Linked DNA regions of Homo sapiens: region 2 is linked to region 1. The links are chromatin loops, found by intact Hi-C in ENCODE. Cell type or tissue: heart right ventricle. All regions are shown on one strand.

Evidence for each region. A loop is a pair of places that touch in the nucleus more often than their neighbours do. Peaks named below come from ENCODE experiments on the same cell type or tissue, not always from the same donor. Only the 100,000 strongest peaks of a DNase experiment are listed, where the experiment ranks them.
Region 2: a loop joins it to region 1, with 1.8 times the contacts of the local background. A loop is called at or near these places in 2 of 110 quality-filtered maps.

What each region holds. Positions count from the first base shown.
Region 1 is chr16:10,693,505-10,696,004 of GRCh38, forward strand. TEKT5 (tektin 5) reads right to left here and starts at 1,426. Exons shown (of 7, transcript NM_144674.2): 1 at 806-1,426. The coding sequence starts at 1,369. In heart right ventricle, no CTCF peak of the experiment used is centred here; no DNase peak of the experiment used is centred here.
Region 2 is chr16:10,643,905-10,646,404 of GRCh38, forward strand. All of the region lies in intron 5 of TEKT5 (tektin 5), which reads right to left. Among named protein-coding and RNA genes, the nearest start is that of TEKT5, 50 kb to the right of the region's middle. In heart right ventricle, no CTCF peak of the experiment used is centred here; no DNase peak of the experiment used is centred here.

The DNA.
Region 1 (2,500 bases):
AGTCAGCACCGACATTGGTCACTACGGACCCACACAGACATACAGGTGCCCTGCACTGAATAGCAGTCTTGAATACATCAGTGACAAAGCAGGCAAAAATCTCTACCTTGATGGAGACTATACTGTATTCTAATATTCAATCAAGTATAGAGCATGTTAAATGATAAGTATTACGGGGAAAAATAAGGCAGTTATGGGCCAGGCACAGTGGCCCATGCCTGCAATCCCAGCACTCTAGGAGGTCAAGGCGGGAAGATCAGATCGAGACCAGCCTGGCCAACATAGCAAAACCCTGTCTTCACTAAAAATACAAAAATTAGCTGGCCATGGTGGCGGGCACCTGTAATCCCAGCTCCTCAGGAGGCTGAGGCACGAGAGTCGCTTGAACCCAGGAGGCGGAAGTCGCAGCGAGCCAAGATCGAGCCACTGCACTCCAGCTTGGGTGACAGAGGGAGACTCTGTGTAAAAAATAAATAAATAAGTCAGTTATTTTAAGCATGTGCTTTAAGGACCAGAACACACACATGCTCAGGCATGCATAAGTATGCACACAATATTTTCATGAAACCCCTGCAACTTTGATGTAGCTTCAAGGAGAAAAGGAAATTCTATTCAGTCCAAGAAACCCTGATTTGACTGGGATTATCCTGAATTGACTAAGATTGTATTACTGATCGTATTCGATGATGCAGCTCAAACCGACCTGCAAGGTGCCTGCCACCTTCATCTTCAGTCAAGGGAAGCAGAATGAGCGTGCAGTATCCCCAGGACACAGCCACAGCCCTGTCCCCACCCCTGTACTCACCTGCAATGGGCAGTTCACCTCATTGGCCGCGCACTCCAGCCGCCTCTTGACCGTCTCCAAGTTCTGGTTCTCAGTCAGAAGCCTGTCCAGCTCATAGCTCAGCTCTGACTTCCAGAAGCCAATGTCCGACAGCCTCTGGCCCAGGTTCCGGCAGGTGCCCTCCTGCATCTGGTGCGTCAGCTGGTCCTTGTCCTGCAAGAGCCTCATGGAGTCATCCGTCAGCCGGCTGGCCCACAGCCGGGAGGCCTCGGCCCCACGCACCTGCAGCTGGTTGGACTGGTCCCAGTCGTGGGGGCTATAGCGAGAGAAGAGTGCGGAGCGCAGTGTGGGCAGGATGGTGGGCGGCCGCAGGGTACTGGTGCTCTCGTCCGGGCAGGTCTGGACGTTGGCTATCTTGTAGAAGAGGCTAGGCCTCCATGAATTGAGGTAGCGGTACCCGGGCAGGTAGTAGGGCTGATAGCATTCCTGGATCACTGGCGCCTGTACAGCTGGCAGTGAGGTCAAGCCACAGCATTTCTTGGGACCACAGTAACTGGCGGTCTGAGTAGTCCCAAGAAACTCCATCCTCCCTCATGAGCCCCACTCGGGCAAAACTCAGCTCAAGGAGCCAAAGGCATCACCAGGAAAGGTGAAAGTGCTTCTCTTGGGGACTAGCAGAACCTCTATGACTCAGCACTGGTGTCATAAAGCCTGGGGAGAGGGACTCTTAGCGGGGCCTTTGCTCACTTACAGGCCAGCTGCAGCCATATTGTCCAAAACAAAAAGACAAAAACAATAATCAGCAAAGTGAATGTGAGTTTCATAATCCACAGATTCGGTTGCAAGAAGTGACATTTTATCTTCCTATTACAACTGGGCGGGAGGAAAATTAATGTAGTTTACCCAGTGAATTCATCAGCTCAGGGACAATTTGGTCAAAGCGAGTTGTTTTCTTTCTTTCTTTGTCCCCAACATGGCATCAAAATGGTCCATCTGAGGTGAGGCATGGTAGCTCATGCCTGTCATTTCAGCACCTTGGAAGGCTGTGGCCAGAGGATCACTCAAGTACAGGAGTTACTAGTATAGGAGACTAGTATAGGAGACTAGCCTGGGCAACTTATTGAGACCCCATCTCTACAAAAGAATTTTAAAACGAGCTGGGCACAGTGGCTGGCACCTGTGGTCCCAGCTACTCAGGAGGCTGAGGCAGGAGGATGGCTTGAGTCCAGGAGGTGGAGGCTGCAGTGAGCTGTGATCGCACCACTGCACTCCAGCCTGGGTGGCAGAGCAAGACTGTCTCCAATAAAAAAACAAGGTTCATTGGTACCATGGAATACCACTCAGCAATACTACTCAAAACAGCACAAATGAATCTCAAATTTTAAGCTATGTGGAAGCAGCTAGGCTCAAAAGATGACACTGTGTATTAGTCCATGTATATGACATTCTGGAAAAGACAAATCCATACGGACAGAGGACAGATCAGTGGTTGCCAGGGTCTAGAGGTTGGGGGAGAGTTGTTGGCTCCAAAGGAGCACAAGAAAATCGGGAGGGGCGAGACAGTATGTTCTAGATCTTAATTGTGTTGGTTACACATTTAGTGGAAACCTATAGAAGTTTCCACTAAAAAGAGTAAAATTTACTGTACATCAATTATACTTCAATAAACCTGATTTTTAAAAATAGAGGGAGGGATCTTGAGCATCAGGAGGCAGA
Region 2 (2,500 bases), 50 kb before region 1:
GGTGGCAGGCGCCTGTAATCCCAACTACGCGGGAGGCTGAGGCAGGAGAATTGCTTGAACCCGGGAGGAGGAGGTTGCAGTGAACCGAGGTCGCACCATCGCACTCCAGACTGGGCAACAAGAGCAAAACTCTGCCTCAAAAAATAAATAAAATAACATAAAATCAATTTCACATTTTTCGCTTTTTCAAGCAGCTACTAGACACTTTAAAGTTACACAAGGGGCTTGCACTGTATTTCTAATGGATGGCACTAGTCGAGACCCTGCTGAGCGTTTTTCAGTTTACAAAGTCCTTTCCCATCTTTTACGTCATTTGATACCCACAACTGCCCTGTGAGAAAGTGAGTCAGTGACTACTATTCCCATTGCACATATGAAGTCAACTGAGGCCCAGAGAGGAGCTGTAAACAGCTAAGTGCATCATCAGAGGTGGACATGAGGCTTGAAACCCTAAAGTCATTTTTCTCAAAGTGGCGTTCGCAGATCCCCACATCGGATTCTTCCAGAATGGCTTATTATCTATGCAGATCCTTGAGCCCTACACACTTACTGCATCCAAATCTCACCTCTCCAGGTCCTTGCTTAAATGTCACCTCCAAAGAAAGAGCTTCCCTGTCTACTCTATTCAAAACGGACAGCCACCTCCATCACTGCACCCCTCACCTGGCTTCCCCCTTTCTTCCTGGATCTATTTGTCTGCATGAATCAGTTTGTCTCCAGACCCTATGGGGGCACCAGGAAATGGCTTCCTGACTATAACATAAGCTATCAGAAATCAGGGGCTGTGTTTTGTTCACACTGTTCTCCTATCGCCTAGAACAGTGTTTGGTGCAGCATTAGGGTTACCAGTTAAACTATAGGACTCCCAGTTAAATTTGAATTTCATATAAACAACAAAGCACTTTCTCGTGTATGTTCTGTAATGGACTGCCTGAATGTCTGTGTTCCCCCAAAATTCCTATATTGAAAGCTTAATCTGTCCCAGTGTGCTGGAGGTGGGGCCTCTGAGAGGCGATTAGGTGATGAGGTGGAGCTCTCATGAATGGGATTAGTGCCTTTATAAGAAGAGGCTACTTTACTCTCTTTCTGCCAGGTGAAGAAATACAAAGGCTGTCTACAACCCGGAAGAGGGCCCTCACCAGAACCCGATCATGCTGGCACCCTGACCTTGGACTTTTAGCCTCCAGAACTGTGAGAAATAAATTTTGATGTTTACAAACCACCTAGCCTATGGTGGTACTTGGTTATAGTAGCATGAATGCAAGGAGGCAAGCCCCCCCAGTTATTGCATGAGACATACTGATGTTAAAACATGATTTGTAGGTCAGGCACAATGGCTCACACCTATAATCCTAAACACTTTGAGAGGCTGAGGTGGGAGGATTGCTTGAGCCCAGGAGTTCGAGACCAGCCTGGGCAACATAGTGAAAACCCATCTCTACAAAAAATACAAAAAAATTAGTCAGGTGTGGTGGTTTGCACCTGTGGTCCCAGCTACTCAGGAGGCTGAGGTGGGAGGACTGCCTGACCCCAGGAGGTGAAGGCTGCAGTGAGCCGTGATGCACCACTGCACTCCAGCCTGGGCAGCAGAGCAAGATCCTATATAATAATAATTTGGCCAGGCACAGTGGCTCACGCCTGTAATCCCAGCACTTTGGGAGGCCAAAGCAGGCAGATCACCTGAGGAGAGGAGTTCAAAACCAGCCTGGCCAACATGGTAAAATCCCATCTCTGCTAAAAATACAAAAATTGGCCAGACATGGTGGCAAGCACCTGTAATTCCAGCTACTGGGAGGCTGAGACAGGAAAATCGCTTGAACCTGGGAGGCGGAGGTTGCAGGGAGCCAAGATCACACCATTGCACTGGACTGCAAGACTGGGCAACAAGAGTGAAACTCTGTCTCAAAAACTAAATAAAATTTAAAAAATATAATAATTTGTTGGCTGGCCATAGTGTCTTAGTGCCTGTAATTCCAGCACTTTGCGGGGCACTGAGGTGGGAGGATCGCTTGAGCCAAGGAGTTTGAGACCAGCCTGGGCAATATAGTGAGACCCCATCTCTACAGAAAAAAAAGAAAAACTGGCCAGGCATATAGTGCACATCTGTAATCCCAGCTACTTGGGAGGCTGAGGAAGGATTGCTTGAGCCCAGAAGGTCGAGGTCGCACTCAGCTATGATCACAACACTGTACTGCATTCTAGCCTGGCCAACAGAGTAAGACTCTGTCTCAAAAAAAAAAAAAAATTTGTTGATCTGACATTCAAGTTTAAATGGACATCCTGTATTTGTCTTTGCTAAATCTGGAAACCCTACTTATGGTAGTAGCTCAATAAACATCAATTGAATGAATGAATCACAGTGGGATCTGGAAATCTAGATTTTTAACCAGCTTCCCCCCAGTGACTCTTGTGCACACTCAAATTTGGGAACAACCTGCCCTACAAATTATAGAATCCTGCCCATCTCGGATTTTAAGATAGGGGAAAACTGATTACACAG